Regions from separate parts of the Homo sapiens genome. Here region 2 is linked to region 1. Evidence: chromatin loops called from intact Hi-C (ENCODE). Cell type or tissue: GM12878. All regions are shown on one strand. Region 1 overlaps IL12RB2 (interleukin 12 receptor subunit beta 2). Region 2 overlaps IL23R (interleukin 23 receptor).

Region 1 (8,000 bases):
AGAGGAGCTTTCATATGTTTGTTTGAGCAAATGAATGAGCTTAACATGAATATTTCTCTTCCAGACTCATGGCCTCAAACAAATTTCAAAAGTTTGTGATTTGCTATGATCAAGATAATGAGAGGATGCTAAAGAAATTAAGAGAGGAAACTAGAACGGTTGATGTGGCTTTACCTGGTTCTCATATCTTTTTCATATATATATGAAAGGTGGTTTTCTTCTTAAAAGATACATGCTGTTTTAACTAGAAAAGAAGTATATTGGAATCATGGATTGAGATACTTAATTAAGGAAAGAATACAATATAAAACAGTACAGAAGGAGAAGAGAAAGGAAGTTTGAGGGAGAGGATTGCTAAAAGCCCCCTTTTGTAAAGGGGCCTAATCCAACCCTGGGGCTATTCGTAATCAAGCAACATTTTTTACTTTTATTGCATTTGTGGTTTTAACAATACCCAGGTGTTTTTCTTTCATTTCATAGATTAGGCTGTACTTTTTGGCTTCAACATTGAAAGTATTTTTCCTCTTAAAAATAGCTATGGGCCAGGTGTGGTAGCTCACACCTGTAGTCCCAGCATTTTGGGAGGTTGAGGTGGGCAGATCACTTGAACCCAGGAGTCTGTGACCAGCCTGGGCAACATGGTGAAACCCTGTCTCTGTGACAAAAATTAGCTGGGCGTGGTGATGGATGCCTGTAGTCTCAGCTACTTGGGAGGCTGAGGTGGGAGGATCACTTGAGCACAGGAGGTGAAGGCTGCAGTGAGCTGAGATTGTGCCACCACACTTCAGCCTGGGGGACAGAATGAGACCCTGTCTCTGTGACAAACAAAAATTAGCTGGGCGTGGTGATGGATGCCTGTAGTCTCAGCTACTTGGGAGGCTGAGGTGGGAGGATCACTTGAGCACAGGAGGTGAAGGCTGCAGTGAGCTGAGATTGTGCCACCACACTTCAGCCTGGGGGACAGAATGAGACCCTGTCTCTGTGACAAACAAAAATTAGCTGGGCGTGGTGATGGATGCCTGTAGTCTCAGCTACTTGGGAGGCTGAGGTGGGAGGATCACTTGAGCATAGGAGGTGAAGGCTGCAGTGAGCTGAGATTGTGCCACCACACTTCAGCCTGGGGGACAGAATGACACCCTGTCTCAAAAAAAAAAAAAAAAGGTGTGATTTTAAAAAGTAGTACAAGATATTTTTGAGGAAATGGTACTTTCAAGAGAAACTAAGTCATGGGAAAAGGAGTGACAAGCCATAACAAAGCAAAGGTCTCCTTCACCAACATCCTCACATCCTCACACACTGACACATGCACCCATTCATACATACACACACACTCACATACCTACATATTCACACCCTACTCACATCCCCACACTCCCACGCCTTCCACACACTCACATCCTTACACTCACATACATTCACACCCACACTCACACACATACTCCCACCCCAACCCCCAGGGGCTGCACCCAATCAGCACGGAGTTGTTCTCCTCTATTGTAAACATCCTACAAAAGTGAAAGGTCATCTCACATTTCCCCATATGCAAGAGAAAAGTGCTCTCACTTTATTCACAGGCAAATGGGGTTTTACTTGGTGCTTCCTTTGATGCCAAGGCATGAGATTTCCTTCTTTGCAGTGGTGGGCGTTTCTTGCATTTGGTTTCCCAGAGTTGCTCAAAGGAAAAAAACAAAAACAAAAAAAAACAAAAAAAACCCAAAAAACAAAAAACCCCACCACACACGCCCTTGCTCCCTTTCCCCAGTGAGGTATGACTTGGGCCCTGTCACAAAGCGATCTGGCTGCAGAGTTTTCCTTCTAGCCTGACACTTAGATAACTCCCTTGTACCACAGCATTCCCTTGAATTCCCAAGCCTGCCTGAGAGTGGCATGAGGAATCCCTATTAGAGGCTGGGATAAGAGTGGACTCAAATCACCTGAAATCCCCTCACTGGAAAATCACCTCTTGAAACCTCAGTTTCCATGTTTTAAACTGTGGGGTGAGACTACATGACAGTTAAATCCCTTTGGCTCTAGAGGTCTATAACTCTGTGGTTCTGTGGTCCAAAGCAGGACTGCTCAGTAACTCTGGTCAGTGTTTCCATTCCCACCCTCAGTTGAGTGGCCTGTTTGGGGCCATTAAAGAAGCCCAGGTTTGACAGAAAAGGACTTAATCCTGTGACAATATAGGACTGCATCCAACTTTCCTTGGGGAGCCTCTTAGACTAGAGAGTCACTGAAGGTTTTGAGGTTGGCTTTTGATGACTACCATCTGACATCAAGTTATAGAAGCTTCTAGTGCTTACCTTTTTGCTTTCTCTTTCTTTCCTTCCTTTCTTTTCTTTCTTTCTTTCTTTCTTTCTTTCTTTCTTTCTTTCTTTCTTTCTTTCTTTCTCTTTCTTTTTTCTTTCCTTCTTTCTTCTTTCTCTTTCTCTATTTTCTCTTTCTCCTTCCTTCCCTCCTTCCCTCCCTCTCTTCCATCCTTCCTTCCTTCCTTCCTTCCCTTCCTTCTTTGTCTTGCTCTGTCACCCAGGCTGGAGTACTATGGCACGATCTCAGCTCACTGCAACCTCTGCCTCCCGGGTTCAAGGGATTCTCCTGCTTCAGTCTCCCAAGTAGCTGAGATTACAGGTGGGCATCACCACACCCAGCTGATTTTTTTGTATTTTGGTAGAGACAGGGTTTCACCATGTCTGCCAGGATGGTCTCAAACTCCTGGACTTCAGTGATCTGCCCACCTCGACCTCCCCAGGTGCTGGGATTAGGGATTATGGGATTATTACTGGCGTAAGCCACTGTGCCTTGCCCTTTTTGGTTTCTTCTAAGCCAGTTCCAACCCCAAGCATCCTTCTTGGGCCCACAATTCTGGCTACACAAAAGGAAACATTTTCTAAACAATAAGAGATGTTCAACCATGGCATGGGCAGACTACAAAGTGAGATTCTCCCTGTCCCAGAATATCCCCACTGAGACATCTGTCTGTCCTGGCAGGAGTAGGAGCCATGTTTATAATGAAAGGAAGGCTGAACTAGAAGAGCTTTGAAGTCCCTCCAAATTCCAAGACCTCATTATAGAACCTAAGCCTTGTGAAGATAGAAATAAAATCAGGGCAGCAGAGAAGAAATCACATACTCACATTTACCAAGCATCACTCATGGCCAACACATACTTATTTTGACTTCACTCTGGTGCTGGTTTCAGAGAACCAAGATGATGTCCACTATAAACTCTGTTTGTTACAGTGAAAAGCACGCAGGCATGGAGCTTTCACTGTCAGGATAAACACGCATCATGCAGCACTGCTGAATTTTACACTGGTGGCCCTTGTGATTTTTACATTTGTGTCCTCTCATTTGCTGATCCCCACAATGGTCTTGTCAGCTTTGCAGATACCTGTATCATTACCCTCATTCTACTGAGAGAAACCCTTGAGTTGAGAGGCGTGGAATAGATTAACACGTAGCATATCTTTCCAGATCACTGTTGAGGACATTTTTGGAGGAGAAACCTTTACATGAGAGGAGGAATTTTGGTTTTAACCAGTCACTTGCTCGTGAAAAGGAAATAATTAGGCTGGGTTCTTCTATAATATTCACAAATTATGGCTGTTCTAAATGTCCTGCTTTGAGAATTGTCTTGCTATTGAAAGTAGATTCATTTTAAAATAAATTTTGAGCTGCAGTGTTAGTTTCAAAGTGAAGAGCCTGATCATGATTCACCAGGCTATTTATAGTAGTCTCTTCTTATACCAGACGTTTTATGTGTGTGTGAGAGAGACAGGGAGGAGAAAGAAGAAGAAATCACTCATTTCTTAAAACTGAAGAAGTGTGCAATGATCAAAACCCATCATGTGAACCCCATCAGAGGACTTTATAATTGTTATTCTTACTCTTCTGGTTTTGTGCTCATTCAGATTCATAATTCCAAAACTTTCTATCCTCAACTGGAAGAGGTGTAGTGAAGAGGATGTGAGTCCTGAGAAATAAAGAGTGCAGTTCACCAGGAAACCTCTTATGAGCATGCCAATCAGTAGCTCAATTCGAATCGCACAGCATTTTCCTTCAACAAAGATGAGTCACGATGCAGCAGTTCTGGATAAGGTTTCAGTCTCAGGTCTGTGCTCAGTAGCTGGGTGACTTTGGGCAAGAACTTCCTCTCTTTCCTCTCTCTGATACTCGTTTTTTCATTCACTCATTCATTCGTTTTCTCATTCACTGGTAAGTGGGCGTACCAGTACTTACCTCAGGGGATTTTTGTGAGGATTAAATAAAATGGTAATGCCAGCTTTCAGTGCTTTGTGAAACTTTCGCATTCTATGATAATGTCAGGCTTCACTGTTTTCTGGAAAGTTGTCTAATTTACTACTGTTTTATTACCATTCCTGAGGAAGGGCTGCTTTCTATTCCTGTTTGTATGATTTTCTTTTTTTTTTTTTTTTGAAACGTAGTCTCACTCTGTCACCCAAGCTCGAGTGCAGTGGCATGATCTTGGCTCACTGCAACCCCTGCCTCCCGGGTTCAAGTGATTCTCGTGCCTCAGCCTCCCCAGTAGCTGGGATTACAGGCGCATGCCACCATGCCCGGCTAATTTTTGTATTTTCAGTAGAGACGGGGTTTCACCATGCTGGCCAGGCTGGTCTCTAACCCCTGACCTCAAGTGATCCGCCTGCCTTGGCCTCCCAAAGTGCTGGGATTACAGGCGTGAGCCACTGCACCTGGCCTGTTTGTATTATTTTCTACCACTATTACTATTCCTAAAGTAGAGCAGCTTTCTTTCCTCCTTCTCCCTCTTCAATGACTTAACAAACATTATTAAATATCCACATCCACAGCTTTTTCATCTTTTGTTTCCCAAAGAGTGAATAAGTGAAGTGACATGGTTACTGCTGGGCATATTTATGTAGGAGAGGTGGGGGTGGGCAGAAAGGGGACAACAGTCAGAAGAGATGAAGTAGTTGGGGTCAGAGGGTGGAAATGCCAGGGATGGAAAAAGACCTTGATCTTATAGGAAGTGGGATTGAAACGATGTGACTGTGTGGAAGAAGGAACTCAGCTCTCACCCCTATCCACCAAAGGCACATGACACTGTGGTGTGTCATGAATGTGAGAAAATGAGCTCTAGCAAAATCATTGAAGCTTCATATAAAAGCCACTATGCAAATAGGTCTTTTTCTGCCTTCAGTTTTATTCCCTTGAGTTTTAAGTTGACGCTTAAAACTCACCTTCCAGAAAAGAGAAATCTGTTGTCTACTGTAGTCAATGTGCCGTTTCATGTACCAGACATCTAACATCCCAGTAGGCTCTGTTTCAAAGGAGAAAAAAAGACATATTTTCATATATTTACTACTTTGAAAGTTAACTGGTCATTCAGTAAACAATTCTGGAAGAGTAGAATTAGAGGATAACTTCAATTATTTGTGTGTGTCCCAGTATTTTTTCTTTTTCTTGTTTAACAATGAACATATATATCTTTGGCCAAAAAGTCAGAAAAACAAGGTTACCTTAAAAACAAATTTAAAAAAAAATGATGAGGAATTTGTTTCTTAACTTACTTTTTTTTTTTTTTTTTTTTTTTTTTTTTTTTTTTTTGAGACAGGATCTTGCTCTGTTGCCTCGGCTGGAATGCAGTGATGCAGTGGCACGATCTCAGCTCACTGCAACCTCCACCTCCCAGGCTCAAGCAATCCTCCTGCCTCAGCCTCCCACATAGCTGGGACTACAGGTGCGTACCACCACGCCTGGCTAATTTCTGTATTTTTTATACAGACAGGCTTTCATCATGTTGCCCCGGCTGGTCTTGAACTCCTGAGCTCAAGAGATCCACCCACCTTGGCCTCCCAAAGTGCCGGGATTACATAGGCATGAGCCACTGCACCCGGCCTTAACTTACTCTTAAAACATGTGTTATTAAAATAACCCAAGGAAAGTACATGTGGCTTTAGCACCATAAGACAGAGCAAAAAAATAAAAATAAAGTATATGTGGTTCTTTTCTTTTCTTTTCTTTTCTTTTTTTTTTTTTTTTACTAGAATGCAGAAAGAATTCTCAACAGAGAAGATACAACTCATATAGAAAAACACTTTTTGGTCTTGTAAAAATACACTAATATAAATGACAAACCTTGTGTTCATCTCCATTCCTAGACTTATCATGGTATAGTACAATTATTTGGTGTGTGATCATTAGACAATGATGTACTTAAAGGGAAGTCCTATCTCATTTAATATGCCACATACCCAGCGCAGCACTTAGAATATAATAGGCTCCTAATAATTGTTAAGTAATGAATGAACAAATCATGTGATATTATCTATTTAATGCCAAAACACAGGCTGAACTGATTAAATAAATAACCACCAATCTGTAAGACAATGGTCAAATATGGCCCAACTTAATTTCAACCAAACATACTTGCAAAGAGACTAAATAATCAACTCCTGTATGTGTAAGTGTGAGTGTGTGTGTGCATGAGTTCATGCTCACGTGAGTGAGTGAAGTCATTTTGTTTCCTCTACCATCAAGTCACTTAGATTTGTTTTGATTTACAGCCAGGAGTGGAACCAGCAGAAACAACTCCTGAAAACAGGCTTCAGCTGCACCAAGCTAATTTCCTCAACAGTGAAACTTAGAGTGTATTTGAGGGGAGGCTGCGCTGGGGTTTTTTCCTAGGTTAGAAAGTTCCATCTAACCAGATGGAAATTTCTAGAAAATTAAGTCCCACCACCTGGATAACAGGAGATAAGAGAAGAGCAAAAGAGAAAGAAAGGGAGCGTAAGTACCCACATGTAGAGGGCAGGTGCTGTGTGGGCCCATCCACAGCTCCATCTCCCCTCCTCCTGCAGTAGTCAGTGTGAGCTTCAGAGCCAGGTCTGCGGGGTAAGCCCAGCTCTGTGACTTTGAACAAATGCTAACCACATCCTTCGGCTAGCTCCCTCATCTGTCAGATGAGGGTGATAATTCCACATATCACACAGGGTGGAGTGGGAATTTCAGTGGAGCGTGCTGACACATGGTGAGTGCTCAGCAAGTGTAGCTCTTGCTGTTTCCCGCATTTGAAAACTGAAGTGCTGAAAGGTTAAGGAACTTGCTTAAGGTCCCAGAACTAATCATCAGAGATGCCAGGCTTTGAACACAAATCCGTTTTATCCCAGAGCCCATAGCCTTGGCTCTGCACCGTGCAGGTGCCTGGCTCTGAGAAAGCTAATGGTTTCTCTGCGATACTTCCATCCCCCATCAGTTGGGCCTTCTTTTTGTTCTATCCTCTCCTTCATTACTTCCTTTTCCTGCCTTTCTTGCTCTACTTTCTTTTTTGTTTTTTTCTAAACATTCACTTCTTTTCTTTTCTCTCCTTTGCAGTAGTATTTACCTTTGCAGTGAGGACTTAGAGGTAAGCAACACTTATGTAAAACATTTTGAAAATGCTCTTAATTCTCCAGGAATATGAAGAGTGGCCCAGGAATCAAACCTGGGACTTCTATCTGCTAGCTTAGATGCAAAAAGAAAAAAAGCACAGGCAACAAAGGAAAGGGGATATGACGTTCACTAACCACCTACTGTCAGGTGGTGTCCGGACACTATATACATCATCTCGTTTAACCCTCACACAACGCAAGGGTGCATATGATTACATCTGCTTTACAGCTGAGGACAAGGAGGCTGGCAAAAGTTAAATGATTTACAAAAGACCTGGGTCTGGTAAATGGCAAAGCTGAGGACTGGACCCAGGTCTTGCTTTCCCCGAAGACCCTGCTTTTCCCATTACAGTTCACTACATTGACCAAGACCTGACTACTCCACAAACTAGATAATCCAGACATTTGTAAAATCAGGGTTTGGAAACCCGGGTGTGCTCAGTGTCAAAGCCAGTTGACTTGTACCACAGCAGTACATGTCTTCAGTTAATTACATATTGGTAAGAAATCTAAAGGGGACACTCACTGACTCATTAAAAATCCACAACCTAACAGATTATTACAGAGCTAAGAATCAAATTCTAGAATTATA
Region 2 (8,000 bases), 130 kb after region 1:
AATATATTCTTAATTTTGGAATATACTCTTTTAATGGGGTGGAGAAATGGTAGCTGATAGCAATTGTCTGAATTCCCCTCTCCCCTGCAGCTGGATATTTAGATCAATAATTCTTCCTGAATGATGAAATAATTTTACTCGCTAATGGTGACTTTTAGAAAAAAATACCTATAAGCTAAGCTGTAAGTTGGTCCTCATTGCAGGTTATTGCAGATTCTACAAGGCCCAATAATACATACATATATATATATATACACACACACACACACACACACACACACACACATATGCATATATGTGTATATATGTATATATGTATATGTATGTATATATATATATATGTGTATGTGTCAGAGAAAAATTAAAATATTAAGAAAGTTGAACTGAGAAATCCAATGGAGGATAAAGAAAATAGCTGAGGGATAAACACAAAAATCCTTTTTTCCCTGGAGCACTACACCCTGCTATAAAACGTAATGAAAAATGAGCCCCAAACAAGCTGTTTCAGTTGGCAGAAAGAAACCAAGGCATTTGTACAGCATCTTCAGTATGTTCTAGTAACTGATTTACTGGAAAAAGTGAAGCATGATTGAAAGGCAGACATAAAATATGTCAATATGTCTAGAAATGCATTTATGCAACAACTAGGTGAAAGCAGTTATCAGATACTCATGAAAGAGAAAGTTACAACGATTGAGATTAAAAAAAAAAAAGAATGAGGTATCAACCTCATTCAGGGATGCTTCCATTTAAAACCCAACCTTAACATTAATCCTTAAAACTTGCAATGCACTGAAAATGTAAAATTCATGAAAATATTTGTTTGGGGGATGTCATCTGCCCTAGAATAGTTTTGTCTATTGAGACATGGCTTATGGAAACTCTGAATGATATTTTTCAAACTCTGCATGAAAGATATCTTTCAGAGTTTCCATAAGCCATGTCTCTATTCATGGCCCTGGAAATTTTCTGCAATGTTAATATAACTGGAGAGTGTCTGAGGTCTCCTGGGATCTAGAGAAATTTTACTTACTGTGCCAAAGATTTGACTCTCAAATGCACTCTGCTTCATATTAGTGTCTCTTGTAAGGAAGTTGTTAGTCTCCAATATGTTTGCTGCCATTACATTTATAGATAAGTCCTCTTAAAGGAAAGAAATACCGTAAAGTACAGCCAGAATTCCAAAATAGTAAGAAGAACGTTATGGAACTGTTATCAGTTGTTTAAACCATGAGGCAAACCAGGTGGCTGCTTAGGGCCCTGCAAGTACAACATGATACCTCAGGATGATATCTTTGGAGGCTAAAATGAACATTGAAAGAGCTGGACTTAATTGAGTGCCTCTGTAAATAGTATAATTTCAAGAGTGCAAGAAATTTTGAAGTAAGTCCATTTCTACTTAGAGCCTCAACTCTGAAGGTTAGGGGTCATTGAAACGTAATATTCTTCAGTTTGAGATCTCTCTTTTCTTATGTTAAATATAAGTTCCTGGGAACATCCTTGGGTGGAGGGAAGAAAAAATCTCCAACCTAGTTAGAGTTCTATAATTCCTACCTTCCCCAACTATCAGTATGGGGCATGGCACTGGATGAGAGGGTCCTTGGTAACCCACCAGTGTCTAAACCCTTGGTTTCTCCCTTTACCCTACAACCTCCTCCCCTTTCTGCCCAAGTAATTTTTATCTAGTGTTTGGTAGAGGAGGGAAATGGGGTGGTGATGGGGAAACTTATTTGTGACTAATCATACATTTTTCCACATTTTCTGTCTTATACCAACCTTCAGACTTGGAAATGCCGAAGCCAAGGATTTGTCTTTGCTATCTGTATGCTGTTCTATCAGCCCTTTCAAGAAAAGAATAAATACTTGGTTTTGTGCAGCCTAAGTTAAGAATGGTTTTCTCACTTTTAAATGGTTGAAAGAAATTTTTTTTAAAAAAAGACTATTTCATGATGTATGGAAATTATGTGAAATTCAAATTTCAGTGTCCAAAAATGAAATTTTAATTGGAACAGACTATGCCCATTCATTTACATAATTGTCTGTGACTGCTTTCACGCTACAAACACAGAGTTGAGTAGTTGAGACAGAAATCTTATGTTCTGCAAAGCCTAAAATGTTTACCATTTGGCCCTTGAATAAAAAGTTTGCTGAGACCCTGGTGTAGCTTAATTAGAGAAATGAGTCACCAATAATCCACTTACTTGAACACATAGCTGAGATTTCCCTGCCTCTGTCACTAAAGTTGGACACCATTAGACAAATAATAATAATAATAGTAATAGCTAATGTTTCAAAATATTATCCACATGAACTTGACATTATAAAAATCAATGGAGATGCAAAAAATGATCATGGCACATCTCTGCCTTCCATGAGTTCACAGTTAAAGAGTAGAGAAATAGAAGTGTAAACAGGCAAGTATATACAATGTGGCAAATGCCCTGAAACAGAGTATACGGAAGTAGGTGTGGATTGCCGTTCGCAACTGGGAGCTCAATTTTTGACATGAATTTGAGGGGCCTAGGAGACAGCCCATAAAGATACAAACAAATAGTTAGAAATATAGGTCTGACTTTCATGAGAGTTGGGAGGGCTCCAGTTTCTAGCCTACATACAGGTGTAGCTGAGGCCTTGGGAATAGGTGAAAGGAGTAAGAAAGAGAGGAGACAGTGAGATGGTAGGTATGAAGGGAATGTCAATGTTTAGGGAATTGGCAGAAAAAATAATTTACAAAGGAAAGGGCATCCAGAAATATTGATAGAAGACTAACACATTCTTGAAATGGGAAAACCAAGAGGAGAGACATTTTCAGGACAAGGTGGTCAACAGTGTCAAATGCTAGAGTAGGATGAAGACTGCCAAGGTTCTTGGTCTTTATTGTTTGGAAAGATGCTACCATCTTCCTCTCCTCACACGAACTGGTTCCAGCAGCAGGTGGAGAGCCTTGATGACATTTTGAGGTGGATTGCAATAATGCCCAGGTAATTTCCCAGCCCCATATCCTGGCCCTTTACCATGTAGCTTTGAACGTTCTCCCATTCTGGCTCTGGTTTGTCCATGTAGCTTGCTTTGAGCCAACAGACATTGGTAAGCCTGATATAAGCAGAGGATTGAAAGACACTGGAAAGATTGGGCCTTAGGTACTCTTGCCCTCTGCCATCACCATAAGGACATGCCCAGGCTAGCCTGTTGATGGCAGAAAGAGGACCAGGAGACATGTAGAGGAGAGCTCATGCAAAGACATAGGAGTGAGCCAGCTGAGCTGCAAACACATGCCCAATTCCAGCAAAGCTCACCTTAGACCAGCTGGACCCCACTGACATTGAGAAATAAATGTTTATTGTTATATGTCCCTTCAGCTTTTGTGGCAGTTTGTTACACATTATTGTGTAGCAGGACGAGCCGCAGACAAAACCTCTCAGACACCGAGTTATAGAAGGAAGGGCTTTATTCAGCTGGGAGCATCGGCAATCTACCGCCTTAAAATCCGAGCTCCCCGAATGCACAATTTCTGTCCTTTTAAAGGGCTCACAACACTACAGATTTCACATGAAAGGGTCGTGATTGATTTGAGCAAGCAGGCGGTACGTGACAGAGGCTGCATGCACCAGTGGTCAGAGAGAAACAAAACAGGGCAGGGAGTTTCACAATGTTCTTCTATACAATGTCTGGAATCTATGAATAACATCGCTTTCTAAGTTATGAGTTGATTTTTAACTACTGGGTTTTGGCCAGGCAGGCCCAGTCCTGGTTTCGGGCCTGGTGCTGGGTTGCCTGTCTTTGCTTTTACTTCCTTGTTGTTTTTTCTTAAAACAGGTACTGAGTATAAAAAAATATAAAACAATATGAGAGGGTCTCTCTCTTCCCTCAATCGTAGCAGTAGATAGCCGATATACCAATCCCTCTTATTTCATGTAAATAGGAGTATGTAATAGACTAGAAAAATGTTTAGAAAATAGAAAGGAATTATATTACCAGTGTCTCTGAATAAGTTTTCAGAAACCAACTGTTTTCTGGTTGAAACTCTCATTCTCTGCTCCCCCTGGTGGTGCTACATAGGCCATCTTGGTAACAGGTACATTTGAGCTCACTTTTCAAAACCTTCTCTTTGTCAGAAGTGGCAAATGGAACTGAAAGAATATTTGTTATCTCATATGGTCTTCATAACAATCCTTTGTGACAGGTAGTATTAGCTCCATTATATAAATAGGGAAACAGAGTTTGAAAGAGGTCAAGCCAGATTTTTTTGAACTTATACCATCAGTAACTGAGTGCCTCTCACAGACTCTACATCACTTTAAAGACCACATAAATATTTAGAAAATGAAAAGACAGGTCTCAAACCAACTTTGAAAAGCTAGTTATATTTTGTAATCAAGATTACATAGTAGGTGGTTTTTCTCTGAGATGTTTATTTTCTTTCTTTTTATAGAGATGGGGGTCTCACTGTATTGCCCCGGCTGCAGTGCAGTGGCTATCCCTGGTGGGATCATAGTGCATTACAGCCTCAAAACCCTGGCTCAAGTGATCTTCCTGCCTCAGTCTCTCAGGTAGCTGAATATAGGCTTGTATCACCCCTCCCAGCTGAGATTTATTTTCTTCTTGCTATCTCTGAGCCTTTACTAAAATCTGTATATATTCCAACCTGGTCTAAGCTAGACTTCTAGGGAATTCAGAAGGGAGAGAGGTAAATGAGGTGGGAGCAAGATGTTTGTAAATGTTCTCCCAGAGGCAGCTGTGTCTCCAGAGACAAAATCTGAAGCTTTGACCTGGAACCATCTTTCAAGAGATAACTAGAGTCATGTGTCACTTAACGACAGGGATACATTCTGAGAAATGCATCATTAAGCGATTTCATCATTGTACGAACATCATAGATTGTAATTACACAAACCTGGGTGGTATAGCCTACTACACACCTAGGCTATATGGTATAGCCTGTTGCTTCTAGGCTACAAACCTATAAAGCATGTTACTGTACTGAATCCTGCAGGCAATTGTAATATAAATCACTAGGTGACAGAAATTTTTCAGCTGCATGATAAGTTTATGGGACCACCATCATATATGCCATCCATCATTGCCTGAAACATGGACTGCTGCGTGGCACATATTCTCCTTGCCTCGTCAGCCTAATTCCCTTAGATACTTCACAGTCTGTATGTACCTTAGCTAAAGGGGCTGAAAAGCACCCTCAATACTGTGACTTTCAGTTGGATTCCTTTGCTCTACTATCCCTGCTGCATGGCTCCCCTAGAGGCTAGAGAGTAACATTACTAGCTAGCATTTAGTGAACAATTACACTATTCCAGGCTTGTAGCTAACTTCTTACATCATTGGATCCCCTTTCCCACAACAAACACATGATATAAGGGCTTATCTTATCCCCATGTTATGTATGGGAATAACGAGGCACAGAGAAGATAAGAAACATGCTCAAGATTGCATGACTAGGCCGGGCGCAGTGGCTCGCACCTGTAATCTCAGCATTTTGGGAGGCCGAGATGGGCAGATCACTTGGGATCAGCCTGGCCAACGTGGTGAAACCCCATCTCTACTAAAAATACAAAAAGAAGCCAGACGTGGTGCCCGATGCCTGTAATCCCAGCTACTAGGGAGGCTGAGTCAGGAGAATCGCTTGAACCCGGGAAGCAGAGGTTGCAGTGAGCCAAGATCACGCCACTGCACTCCAGCCTGGGCAACACAGTGAGACTCTGTCTAAAAAGAAAAAAAAAGAAAAAGAAAGATTGCATGACTTAGCCAGGAGCAGTGGCTCGTGCCTGTAATACCAGCACTTTGGGAGGCTGAGGCGGGATGGTTGCTTGAGCTCAGCAGTTAGAGACCTTGACACTAGCCTGGGCAACATGACACAACCCTGTCTCTACAGAAAAATTTTTAAAATTTAGCTGGGCATGGTGGCACTCTCCTGTGGTCAGCTACTTGGGAGACTGAGGCAGGAGGATTGCTTGAGTCCAGGAGGTCAAGGCTGCAGTGAGCTGAGATTGCGCCACTGCGCTCCAGCCTGGGCAGTAGAGCAAGACCCTGTCTCAAAAGGAAAAAAAAAAAAAAGATTGCATGACTAGAAAGTAGCAGAGCCAGGCTTTGAACTCTAGAGCCTGTGCTCTTGGCCACAAGGCTTTCCTGTCGCTTTGAAGTAAACCCCCCACCTCCAGCAATATCTAATGGAGGCAATGCCACCACGGAGCTAAAGTGGTAGAAGAGACCTGTAATCTTTGGTATCCTCCCACTCCTCTTGACTCTGACTTTCCTGTCTTCCTACAGACATGCAGAGACAACACTTCATGCATGACCCAGATGAAATTGACAGTAGCAAATGTAAACAAAGCTTCATTCTGGCTACAGTGACTTGGCTTGAGTGATCTGGATAGAAATGGTAATTCACTTTTTCTGTGTTAGTGGTTGTGTTTAAAGGAAACGTGGTAGATTGACTGAGGGAGTCATGAGTTTAAAAAAACTTTCTGAAAAAAATAATGGTGGAGGAGACAGAAGTGGCTTTGGATTGAAACCTGTCTTTTCATTTTCTAAATATTTATTTGGTCTTTAAAGTGATGTAGAGTCTGTGAGAGGCACTTAGTTACTGACGGTATAAGTTCAAAAAAATCTGGCTTGACTTCTTTCAAACTCTATTTCCCTATTTATATAATGGAGCTAATACTACCTATCACAAAGGATTGTTATGAAGAGCATATGAGATAACAAATATTCTTTCTACTCTATTTGCCACTTCTGATAAAGAGAAGGTTTTGAAAAGTGAGCTCAAATGTACCTGTTACCAAGATGGCCTATGTAGCACCACCAGGGGGAGCAGAGAATAAGAGTTTCAACCAGAAAACAGTTGGCTTCTGAAAACTTATTCAGAGACACTGATAATATAATTCCTTTCTATTTTCTAAACACTTTTTCTAGTCTATTACATACTCCTATTTGCATGAAGTAAGAGGATTTGGTATCCTTTTTTTTTTTTTCCTCTGGAGACAGAGTCACTCTGTCACCCAGGCTGGAGTGCAGTGGCTCCATCTTGGCTCATTGCAACCTCCACCTCCCAGATTCAAGCGATTCTCTTGCCTCAGCCTTCTGAGTAGCTGGGATTACAGGCACACACCACCAGGCTTGGCTAAATTTTTTGTATTTTCAGTAGAGACGGGGTTTTGCCATGATGGCCAGTCTGGTCTTCAATCCCTGAGCTCAGGTGATCCGCCTGCCTTGGCCTCCCAAAGTGCTGGGATTACAGGCATGAGCCACTGCACCCAGCCTAAGAAACTCAGTATTCTTTAATATCATTCTATGACTGTGATACTATACAAGGACCCCAGGTGTCTTATTAGGATAAAACCCCATTAATTCAGAATCTAGGACTTGAGAATTGTATTTGTGTTGTTTTGAAATTTAATCTAAATTCTGCATATGCAAAAGGAATTCAGCAGGATCTTCACTTGATTATCAATCAAATGATGCAGAACGTGGATCCCATTTAAGTGTATGCAAACAACCATAAAGTTCACATTTATGATTTGAGTGAACAAAGGTAAACAAGTTGACGTAAGGAATTTACTTTTAATGAGTAATTTTTAGGGTATATAATAAAATTAGTATAGTTTTGCCCCCATCTTCTTGATACTTTTAAGATATATTACTCTATAGCAAAACCGATACTCAGAATCAGTCTTAAACAGCAAAAGGATTTGGAATCATGCTTAGCACCAAAGAAAAATTAAGTTATGTTTAATGTATTTTAGTGTTAAATACATATCACTTTATTTAACGCGCTGAAAACTGGTAATTTCACAGCTGATACATAACTGTTAATTAAGAAAAGCCAGGCCAGGTGCTGTGGCTCATGCTTGTAATCCTAGCACTTTGGGAGGCTGACGAGAAAGCCAGGGGGAGGATTATTTGAGGCTAGTTCAAGACCGGCCTGGGCAACATGGCAAGAATCTACAAAAAAATAAAAATAAAAATAAATTAGCCAGGCATAGTGA

Evidence for each region. Peaks named below come from ENCODE experiments on the same cell type or tissue, not always from the same donor. Only the 100,000 strongest peaks of a DNase experiment are listed, where the experiment ranks them.
Region 2: it touches region 1 in a loop (3.0-fold over the local background); 2 of 110 quality-filtered maps call a loop at or near these places.

Annotation. Positions count from the first base shown.
Region 1 is chr1:67,335,922-67,343,921 of GRCh38, reverse strand. It overlaps IL12RB2 (interleukin 12 receptor subunit beta 2), which reads right to left. Exons shown (of 17, transcript NM_001374259.2): 9 at 5,219-5,298. Among named protein-coding and RNA genes, the nearest start is that of IL12RB2, 32 kb to the right of the region's middle. RefSeq lists enhancers at 1,494-1,583, 1,724-1,813, 4,937-5,016. In GM12878, no CTCF peak of the experiment used is centred here; DNase peaks (open chromatin) are centred at 1,391, 4,091 and 5,091; H3K4me3 peaks cover 1,127 bases; H3K27ac peaks cover 6,194 bases.
Region 2 is chr1:67,210,613-67,218,612 of GRCh38, reverse strand. The region is part of intron 6 of IL23R (interleukin 23 receptor); the gene reads right to left. Among named protein-coding and RNA genes, the nearest start is that of IL23R, 48 kb to the right of the region's middle. RefSeq lists an enhancer at 3,109-3,248. In GM12878, CTCF peaks have their summits at 4,064 (motif pointing left), 5,257 and 6,792 (motif pointing right); DNase peaks (open chromatin) are centred at 3,582, 3,782 and 4,074; H3K4me3 peaks cover 792 bases; H3K27ac peaks cover 1,997 bases.